Regions from separate parts of the Homo sapiens genome. Here all the other regions are linked to region 2. Evidence: chromatin contacts called from ENCODE Hi-C or POLR2A ChIA-PET data. All regions are on one chromosome and are shown on one strand. Each heading gives the region's core, a stretch centred on a gene start or an enhancer-like site at or near the end of the contact. The rest is flanking DNA. Distances are from core to core; before and after follow the strand shown. Region 1 overlaps MBNL1 (muscleblind like splicing regulator 1). Region 2 has its middle 98 kb from the start of AADACL2-AS1. Region 3 overlaps MBNL1 (muscleblind like splicing regulator 1).

What was found. A loop is a pair of places that touch in the nucleus more often than their neighbours do. ChIA-PET counts read pairs that join two places held with the same protein, here RNA polymerase II (POLR2A). Pooled maps may share reads with other maps.
Region 1: a loop to region 2 is called in a map of PC-3, with 7 times the contacts of the local background. The contact joins two enhancer-like sites. A Hi-C loop is called at or near these places in 1 of 168 maps with a recorded cell type or tissue (PC-3) and 4 of 50 pooled maps. POLR2A ChIA-PET finds 5 or more read pairs at or near these places in 2 of 52 experiments (PC-3 and SK-N-SH).
Region 3: a pooled map shows a loop between it and region 2 (4-fold over the local background). The contact joins two enhancer-like sites. A Hi-C loop is called at or near these places in 1 of 168 maps with a recorded cell type or tissue (PC-3), 1 of 37 single-sample maps with no recorded cell type and 4 of 50 pooled maps. POLR2A ChIA-PET finds 5 or more read pairs at or near these places in 3 of 52 experiments (B cell, PC-3 and PC-9).

Annotation. Positions count from the first base shown.
Region 1 is chr3:152,306,464-152,309,839 of GRCh38, forward strand. The region is part of intron 2 of MBNL1 (muscleblind like splicing regulator 1); the gene reads left to right. Among named protein-coding and RNA genes, the nearest start is that of MBNL1-AS1, 39 kb to the left of the region's middle. Within about 2 kb of position 1,400, at least 11 of the 41 ENCODE cell types and tissues checked have a DNase peak (open chromatin) inside an H3K27ac peak, as active enhancers do; they include PC-3, where a contact is called at or near this core.
Region 2 is chr3:152,024,091-152,027,538 of GRCh38, forward strand. No RefSeq gene overlaps it. Among named protein-coding and RNA genes, the nearest start is that of AADACL2-AS1, 98 kb to the left of the region's middle. Within about 2 kb of position 2,086, at least 5 of the 41 ENCODE cell types and tissues checked have a DNase peak (open chromatin) inside an H3K27ac peak, as active enhancers do; they include PC-3, where a contact is called at or near this core.
Region 3 is chr3:152,283,720-152,287,387 of GRCh38, forward strand. All of the region lies in intron 1 of MBNL1 (muscleblind like splicing regulator 1), which reads left to right. Among named protein-coding and RNA genes, the nearest start is that of MBNL1-AS1, 16 kb to the left of the region's middle. Within about 2 kb of position 1,417, at least 3 of the 41 ENCODE cell types and tissues checked have a DNase peak (open chromatin) inside an H3K27ac peak, as active enhancers do.

The sequences.
Region 1 (3,376 bases), core at 150-2,649, 280 kb after region 2:
ACGCAGAAAAGGCAAGACACCATAACTCAGCCCAGCCAGGCTCCTTTTAAGCAAAGGTTCTCTGAGCTTCAGCCAGTAATTTTTCAGTCTCTTATTGACTGATTTTGGTAGCAGGGATTGCTAGGAAGTATTTTTTTGTATGTTTGTTTGTTTTGTTTTGTTTTTATTTATTATTATTTTAAAAAACTGTTGCCTTGATTGAAATCAGGAGTCTGGTAGGTAAGACAGAAGGGGAGAATGGAAATGGATGTTCAGGAGGGCCATTTCTGGAATAAAAGAGTGTTTATTTTTCCTCTCATAAAACTTTCAGAATTAAGTAAATCTCTCTGGAAAGCATCTGGGTAAGGGAGGTGGTTGAAGAGATACCACTTTTGAAGAGAAACTGAAGTCTTCTCATCTTGACAAACTTGTCATCACTTCTGTCTTGCTTATTTAGTAAATAAAACCTGGCATATCACAAATGGATTTATTTTTCCTTATAGAGAAAACTAAAACAGCTTCATTTTTTATCTTCTTATAACTGTACTTATTTATTTATTTATTTGAGACAGAGTCTTACTCTGTTGTCCAGGCTTGAGTGCAGTGGTGTGATCTCGGCTCATTGTAACCTTCGCCTCCCACGTTCAAGCAATTCTCCTGCCTCAACCTCCCGAGTAGCTGGTCCTACAGGCGTGTATCACCATGCCCAGCTAATTTTTGCATTTTTAGTAGAGACAGGGTTTCACCGTGTTGGCCAGGCTGGCTTGAACTCTTGACCTCAGGTGATCAGCCCGCCTTGGCCTTCCAAAGTGCTGGGATTACAGGCGTGAGTCACCGCGCCCAGCCTACTATTCATATTTATATAAACAGTCACATTTTTATAACTGGAATATAGCAGAAATGCCATGTCATTAAAAACAGGTCCCAAGTGATTTTATATGACAAAAGAATCTGCACTTTGATTTGTATTTCTGCTGCTTCCACAAATACACTTTCTTATTTTTTCCGTATGGAGTAAAATAACAAGGTGAGTTAATATTTATTGAAACTTAATGTATGTCAATCAGTGTTTTCAGTGCTTTTCATTTTTTTCATAGTATTTTGTCCCTATAAAATCTCATCGAGATAGTTACTGGTGTTACTTCCATTTCACAGATGGACACACTGAAATACAGAGAAGTTAGGTAATACATGCAAGGTCAGTCAGCCAGTAAAATGTGGACTTGGAGCCTCGTAATCTGATTTCACAGCCTGTACTCTTAATTGTTTTGTTATGTTTGCTGGAAAACATTGCTTCTTAATTTCCATATGCATATTCTAAGGATTCGACAAAGAAAATATAACTAACAGCAGTACTTAAGAATAAAAATGAATATCCAAGACAAATTTATAGTACAGGGCCTAAAACAGTAAGTACTCAGAAGTAATCACTGTATTTTAAGTCAACAAATGAGTCAAGGAGTGAACCCAAAATAGCAGAAAGAATGCTGCCACCAACTTTCAAAGATGTTGTATCTGTTGTAAAATATATGGCCATATAGGAAAAATTTTAAATGAATCATCTTAGATAACTAGTCACTGTATAAACTATATAGCTGCCTCCCCAGTGCATAAAAAGCCATATTCAAAAGGTTTAATTGTTTAGAAAATGTTTTTCCACAGAAGCAAGGTGATTAAGTCATCGGGTCAACCCTGAGAAGCCAAAGTAGCCCAGAGGATGCTTGAGTTATAGTTCAGTACAAACAGTACCTTGGAAACCCTGGTTATTAATTAAACCCAAGAGGCTCCATAGAAGTGTTATCTTATCATAAATCTTGAGAACTCCTAGAGTCACAGACCCCAGCTGCTTTTGTCAAACTATTTCTGTGGCAAAGATGTATTTTAAATTTCAGTTTAGGGTTCCAGAAATTCAGCTTGCCTAGTGCAGGGGAGGTGGCCTTTCCCAAAGTCCTGGAACTCATGCTGTGAGCCAGTGTAGTTTTCCCCAGCTTTAACTTTGGGCTGCTTCTGTTTCCTGAAGCTAGTCTTTAATAGGGCATTTGCTTAGAATCAGCAGGATCTAAAGACAGGGTATGCAGTGAGGAGCTGGAGTCCAAAGCTTCCCACCTGTGTAACCTTTAGGGTGGGAAGGTGTCGTCAATATGTCTTCCAAGTGACCCCCATGTTTCTAAGGACTCAGCCTGCCTGTTTTTTGAATGTAGTGCTCATTGATCCTGGGCCCTGTCTACTGCAGAGCTTAATGAACAGCTTCTCCCCATTCTTCCCCCTCTCTGAAATTTTCAGCTGTGTGGTTGTTGCTGTTGTTTTCTAAATACTAGTAGCCATGGGGAAACAGGTAGATCATAAAAGTATCAAACTCAATTTTTGTTTTGTTTTGTTTTTTTTTTTGGCATTTTATCATAGGATATGGTCAAGAGACCGGTTGTAAAAACTCAGATGTGAGGAAGAAAACCATTAGGAGGTGATAAGGATTCAACAATTTAAGTAATATAACTTATGTACTTCCTATGTCAAACTTTAGGGAGGCAGATGTTAACAATACAGTCCTCAAGGAGCCGGTTACTAACAGGGAGACTAGTATATTAGGTGGTGGCGGCAATGGTTAGGAGGGGGAAGTTTCTCGACAGCAATTGCAGGGTCAGTGAAAGAGATACTTGAGGAAGAGAGAAAGAAATGGCTCTGGTGGTTTATCTTTCCTTTTTCCCCTTCCCTCTCTCTCACACTATTAATTATGACATCACAAGTGGGAATAAAAGAACTAGAGGGAATCCCCAGTAAAAGACTTCACATAGCCACAGGCCACCAGACTGTGGCAGCTGTCCCTGAATCATCATGGGTCAGTTGGTAACGACCTGTATTTTAACCCTAGATCACAATTTTAGGCCCAGCAAAATTGTTCTGAAGCTGTCTAGATTTATTAAGCTATATTTATATTTTAGTTTATGTTAATATGAGGTTGAGATCCAAGACCCTGTTTTCTCCAGACCTCATATGAGTACAGTATCTTAAGTTAGAATTTATCTCTCTGCATAAAAATCAGACCTAGTGCGTAGGCTTCTGGATCTCAGAATCACTTATACTTAAGTCCAGGCTGTTCTCAAATAAGGCAAGAAGCATCTGCTGTTAATAGCTGACAGTAAATTACACAAAGTAAAACATGGAAAATTAAAGTCAGAAAAGCTAGGAAGCTTTTCTATCATTTTCAATTTTCTGCAAAAATACAGACATAATCAGTGTTTAGGATCTGCTTGTGATGGATAAATTACATCTGTAATTCCTTCTTTTCCATATTACTGCATTCAGACGATAATTTGCTTTCAGATATCTTTGCTCATCTAATCGTTCATAGACTGGAAATAAGTAGTAACATCTCCCAATCCTAGGAAGCATTTATAAC
Region 2 (3,448 bases), core at 836-3,335:
ATTGCAGTACTGCACTACAGCCTGGGTGACAGAGTGAGACTCTGTCTCAAAAAAAAAAAAAAAAAAAGAAAAGAAAAAGAAACACATTTACACATTTCACCTATAAAGACACAAAAAGACTGAAAATAAGGGGATGAAAAAAGATATTACATGTCAGTGGAAACCAAAAAGAGTAGGAGTTATGATACTTACATCAGGCAAAATTGATTTCAAAACAAAAATTATAAGAGACAAAGAAGGTCCCTATAAATGATGAAGGGATTATTTCAGCAGGAGGATGTAATGATTGTAAATATATATGCATCCAACACTGGATCACCCAGGTATATAAAGAAAATATTATTAGAACTAAAGAAAGAGATAGACCTCAATACAATAATAGCTGGAGACTTCAACACCCCATTTTCAGCATTGGACAGATATTTCAGACAGAAAATCAACAAAGTAACATTGAACTTAATCTGAACTGTAGACCAAGTCTACCAAATAGATACTTACAAAACATTTCATCCAACAGCTGCAGAATACACATTCTTTTCCTCAGCACATGGATCATTTTGTCTATAGATCATATGTTAGGACAGAAAACAAGTGTTGAAACATTCAAAAAATGAAATAATATTAAGCATCTGCTCTAATCACAGCAGTATAAAACTAGAAATCACCAACAAGAAGAATTTTGGAAAATGTACAGACACATGGAAATTAAACAGTATGTTCCTGAATGACCAGTAGGTAAATGAAGAAATTAAGGAGGAAATTTCACAATTTCTTGAAACAAATGATAATGGAAACACAACATACCAAAACCCATGGAATACAGCAAAAGCAATACTAAGAGGGAAGTTTATAGATATAAGTGCCTATATAAAAAGGAAGAAAACTTCAAATAAACAACCTTATATAGTTTGAATATATGTCCCCAGCAAATCTCATGTTAAATTGTAATCCCCAGTGTTGGAGATGGGGCCTGGTGGAAGGTGTTTGGCTCACGGAGGTGGATCTCTCATGAATGGCTTGAGCCTTCCCCTTGGTGATAAGTGAGTTCTCACTCTAAGTTCACATGAGATCTGGTTGTTTAAAGGTGTGTAACACCTATGCTCTCTACCCTGGATTTTCTCTCTTGCTCCTGCTCTGGCCGTGTGACATGCCTGCCAAAATATAGAATCAATCTAACTGTCCATCAACAGATGAATGGATAAAGAAAATGTGGTACATACACACAATGGAGCTCTATTCAACCATGTAAAAGAACGAGATCTTTTGCAAAAACATGTCATTTGCAACAACATAAATGGAACTGGGGGTCATTAAGTTAAGTGAAATAAGCAAGGCACAGAAAGACAAACTTTGCATGTTCTCACTTGTTTATGGGATCTAAAAATCAAAACAATTGAACTCATAGAGAGTAGAAGAATGGTTACCAGAGGCTGGGAAGGGTAAGGGGTGGGTGCAGAGGAACTGGGGAGGGTTAATGGGTATTAAAAAATAGTTAGAAAGAACGAATAAGTCCTAGTATTTGCTTACCCAACAAAGTGACTGTAGTGAAAAGTAATTTAATTGTATATTTTTAAATAACTAAAAAATGGGATCAGATTGTTTGTAAAGCAAGGATAAATGCTTGAGGGCACGGATACCCCATTTACCTTGATGTAATTATTACCCATTGCATGTATGTATCATAATGTCTCATGTACCCCATAAATATATCCAACTACTATGTACCCATAAAAATTAAACATAAAAAATAAAATAAAATAAGTACCTTTTTGGAGTTAATATATTACAATATATATAAAATATCTGGAATATTAATCTCCCAAATATTAATGGTGATTATACCATTGTGATGTGATTACAAGTAATTTTTCATGGTTTGTTTGTTTCTATTTTCTAACTTTCTTCTTTAATACATTTGTATTACATGTATTATGAAAACATTTTTAACGTAAAAATATGTGGGCAAAAATGCGAGTTCCGTTCATTGCCTATGACTCACATCTAATGTATGTTTAAAAGATGGGTCAGGGAAAATGTCAAGTGCCAAGCTGTGTTTATTTTGCAATAAAATAAAGGGACATAAGTAGGAAATGAATAGAACAACTACACCTAAGAACTCCTCAAATATTTGAAAAACGGCCGCAATCTGTGAGAAATTACCACACTCATGAATACCTATTAAGATTTTAATACCAAGTTAACTTGCAAGATACTTTATTGTTTTGGAGATGAATTTCTTTTTACAAGTCAAATAGATTTTTTTTTGTATATGACTCTGGCCCAGGAGAGGGCAGACCATCACACATAAAGAATTTTAACTTAAGCTTTTAAAGAAATAATGTTTATGGCATGACTAAGTCCTTAAAAAAGGAAGGGGCAATTCATCCTCAAAATATGTTGTTTTTTTCTCTCAGTATTTCCATTTCCATTTCCATTTGTAATCATCTTCAAACACAAATACTCCCTTCTAAGTAAATTGTTACTGTGGTAGCTTTGGTGTCATGATTATTCTTCCTTAAAAAGTTTACATTTATTCTGAAATTACACCTTTTTCACTGAGTAGTGAATGCCTTTTAAGATGAAAGTTTGCTGCTACTTATAAGGGAAACAAACAAAAAGAAAAATACTATGGAAATGAACGGGTCTTACACTTTTTAAAGTTTTATTTTGTTTTTAATTGATACATAATGATTGTACATATTTGGAGGTAAAGTATGATGTTTTGATATATATATACATTGTGTAATAATAAAATCAGGAAAATTAGCATAGCTATCACCTTAAATATTTATCATTGTTTTGTAGCAAGAGTATTCAAAACCCTCTCTTCTAGCTATTTGGAAAAATAAATACATTATTTTTAACCATGTTAACTATAATCATCAATAGAAAACCAGAAATTATTCCACCTAACTATAACTTTATACTCATTAACTAATCACTCTTCCTCCCTCCATTCTCCCCAGCCTCTGATAATCACTATCTTACTCTCTGTTTAAAATCAGATAAAGACACATCAGCAACAACTACAAAAAAACGCAGAGGCCAATATCCCCGATGAACATAGATACAAATATCCTCAACAAAATATTAGCAAACCAAATTATAGAACACATTAAAAATACCATTCACCATGAGCAAGTGGGATCCATTCCAGGGATGCAAGAATGGCTCGACATACATAAATCAATAAACATGATGTATAACATTAATGGAATCAAAAACAGAAACCACATAATCATTGCAATAGATGCAGAAAAAGCATTTGATAAAATAATAATAATTAAGGTAATAAAATATATAATAAATAAAAACTCAAAATAAAAGCCCTCAACAAATTGGTTATAGAGGGAATGTACCTCAGCATAATAAAGGCCATATATGGAAACCCACAGCTAATATCATACTGAGTTGAGAAAAGTTAAAAGCTTTTTCTCTGAGATCTACA
Region 3 (3,668 bases), core at 167-2,666, 260 kb after region 2:
ATCTTCTGCCAGCCCCATTACATACAGGTGTTCCATACAGACCAGTTCTTCCAGTGTTGATATGCAGTGCTTTCCCACATCCCTGCCATTACTGTCTGGATTTCTACAGTTTGGATTTCTACTCCTTTTTGTCTCTAACCAAATGAAACTTGTCCTTCCAGACCAACCTTCCATTTCTTATCCCTTTTGAAACTAACCTTGACCTCTCTCTTTAACTTACCAAGCTTTCTTGTTACCTCTACTGTGTACTTCTCGCTTCCTTTTTTATATATAGTTATTTGTGTGTTAGTTTTATACCTTTAATTAAACATCAAATTCTTAAAGGCTGGATCCAAGTATTCTCGCTATATCTAGGCTACATATAAAAGGTGGTCAATACACAGTTAATATAATCAATACACATATTTTATGTGTATTATATATTGTTAATGAATATATTCATTTAATAAAGTTACTGTTGAATGTATTTGAATTTCTTGAAGGAAAACATTTCTTTTCCTAGGATAGTAGGGAACAAAGAAAGAAAACCTAAAAAAAGAAGCACAATTAGAGAAACACACTCCTGTAATTTTTCTCAAAGGAAATATTTTGAGACAGCAGAACCAAGATTATAATTTTTTTTAATTGTTTTGACTTTGGGTTTTCTTTTTATAAGTCAGCTTAATATTTGTGATTTCTCTGTGCCAAAAAGTAACCAATATTAATAGAGAACAGCTTTAGTACATGTAAAAGAAAAAAATCCTTTATGTCATTTCAAACCCTCAGTGCTTTCTTTCTGACAGATTTTTAATGGTTTTATCAGCTGTTAATTAGGTTGGTGCAAAAGTAATTGCAGTTTTAAAAAAAGATCGCAAAAACTGAAATTACTTTTGCACCACCCTGATAAAAAATTGGCCTGACTATATTGCTTTGAAATGTTTCAGACAGTATTCTGTCTCCTTCATTGCTCTTCAGATACTGTTTTAGCAGTTTATCTAGATCAGTCTTACTGTGTGCATAGTCAGCATACATCAGTTTTATACTTTTAAAGCGGCATTGCATTTTACCTACGTGGAAGTTTTCTGCAGACATATTTTAAGCTTCTCTAAGAAAAGCTCTGAAGAAAATGTAGGCTCCTGTTGCTCGGAGGGCTGATGAATAAATTTAAAAAAATCATGCTCAAAGACCACTTCCTTGACAATTAATCTTTCAAAATCAGCTACGGAGTATCTAGAACTTCATAATCTATTCAAAATTGATTAACAATCTTAATTGAGAAGACATTTGTATCTGAAGTGTAGAATTTTCTTGTCTCCAGGTATACATTATTAATGTTTAGTGTCTACCCCATGGACATAAAAGAGCAATAGCATCCGTTCTCAGCTCTGTAAAAGAGACCATCTTATCTTCTCTAGAATCAATATTCAGGGGTTTCTCCTTCACTTACACACACCTCACTCTGAGCTAACCACAAGCAATGCAGTAGTGGTACCTCCAATAAATCCCACTCACCCCCTATCTCTCTCCCTTCTTTTGGCTTCTGTTGTATATATTAGTAGTCATTGTCATTTCTACCAAGTTTGGTATTAAATTGCTAGCATGTATCGTGTATCGTGAATGAAGTTTTACATTTGAAATCAGAAGAGCTGATTTGGAGTTCTGGTTCTTCCATTTATTTAGCATAGGGATTTTAATGGGTCAGTCACTTAACCATGCAAGCCTCGCCTCAATTTATTTGTTCACAAATGAGCAAAATAATATAACCAACCATCTCTTAGAGTTGTGAGGAACAAATAGTAATTAGGATGAAAATAAATTGTATGTCAACATATAAAATATTATTTGCTATTTTTGAATAATAGAATGTATAAGTTGTTGGGAAAGTAAATTTCTATGCTTGGCTTCTTCAGTGGAAACTTTTTTTTTTTCAATTTTTTTTTTTTTTTTTGAGACAGGGTCTCCCTCTGTTGCCCAGGCTGGAGTGCAGTGGCATGATCTCATCTTACTGTGGCCTCCCGGGCTCAAACAATCCTCCTGCCTCAGCCTTCCAAGTAGCTTGTACTGCAGGCATGCACCACCATGCCTGGCTAATTTTTGTATTTTCTGTAGAGACGGAGGTCTCACTGTGTTGTTCAGGCTGGTCTCGAACTCTTGGGCTCAAGCAGTACTCCCGCCTTGGTCTCTCAAAGTGCTGCGATTATAGGTATGAGCCACTGTGTCCATCCTGAAACTTTTTTTTTTTTAATTAAAGAACCAAATGAACACCTTGCAGATTTTATGTATAAGCCAGAAAGAAAGCTCAGTACATGTATAGAATGTAGCACAAGCCAACTTTTCAAAAATTAATCTTTTTAAGGGGCATTATGTAATGAAGGAGCATACATTTTTAGTTTTATCCAGGATAAAAGTGGTTCTTTTTCCCCCATTAACTTTAACACAGAGGTTTTACTTTAATTTAAATTCCAAGGACTAGGTTTTTGTTGTATATGAAGAAAACGATTTGACTAAATCCAATGTAAATGTTTTTCCTTATTCTTTGGGGGCACACACATACACACATTAATCCTTATTTTATATTTTATTTATAATACAAATATTTAATTATATTTTATTTATAATACAAATATTTAATTATATTTTATTTATAATATAAATATTTATATTTTATTTATAATATAAATATTTAATTATATTTTATTTATAATATAAATATTTATATTTTATTTATAATATAAATATTTATATTTTATTTATAATATAAATATATTTTATTTATAATATAAATATATTTTATTTATAATATAAATATTTATATTTTATTTATAATATAAATATATTTTATTTATAATATAAATATTTATATTTTATTTATAATATAAATATTTAATTATATTTTATAGGTTGAATAGGTTCCTTGTTTATCTTTTTTGCAAAATAATTTTATTGTTATAAATTGTTCTTATTATAAGCAATAAATAAGGAACCTAAATATCACAATCTGTAAAGCATTTTATTTGTGTGTGATTTTATATGATAGTTCATTAGACATTAGATAGGAAAGTATGGAAAGTTTTGAGATTGCTACATGATTGCTCTTTTAATTTGTCCAATGTATTCCTTTAAATGTTGTGAGGGATTTTTTTACCAGTGAAGTAGCTTTTGCATGCTAAGTTGTAGTGAACTGCTGGGCAGAACTAAAACATAAATGGTTTGAGGCATGATTAATAGTTGTATATGGTGGCCGGGCGTGGTGGCTCATGCCTGTAATCCCAGCACTTTGGGAGGCCGAGGCGGGTGGCTCACGAGGTCAGGAGATTGAGACCATCCTGGCTAACATGGTGAAACCCCGTCTCTACTGAAAATACAAAAAGTAGCCGGGTGTGGTGGTGGGTGCCTGTAGTCCCAGCTACTCAGGAGGCTGAGGCAGGAGAATGGCATGAACCCAGGTGGAGCTTGCAGTGAGCCGAGATCACACCACTGCACTCCAGCGTGGGTGACAGTGTGAGACTCCGTCTCAAAAAAAAAAAAAAATGGTTGTATATGGTGTAGTATCTTAGAGTGATGTGCAGTGGCATGCATGATTTAAAATAATATTAATAATCATAACAGAGCTTTTTTGTAACATTTTATAAGCATACTACCTTGCTGAAGTAGTCGATGGAATATAATCAAAGATTGTGTCACCAAAT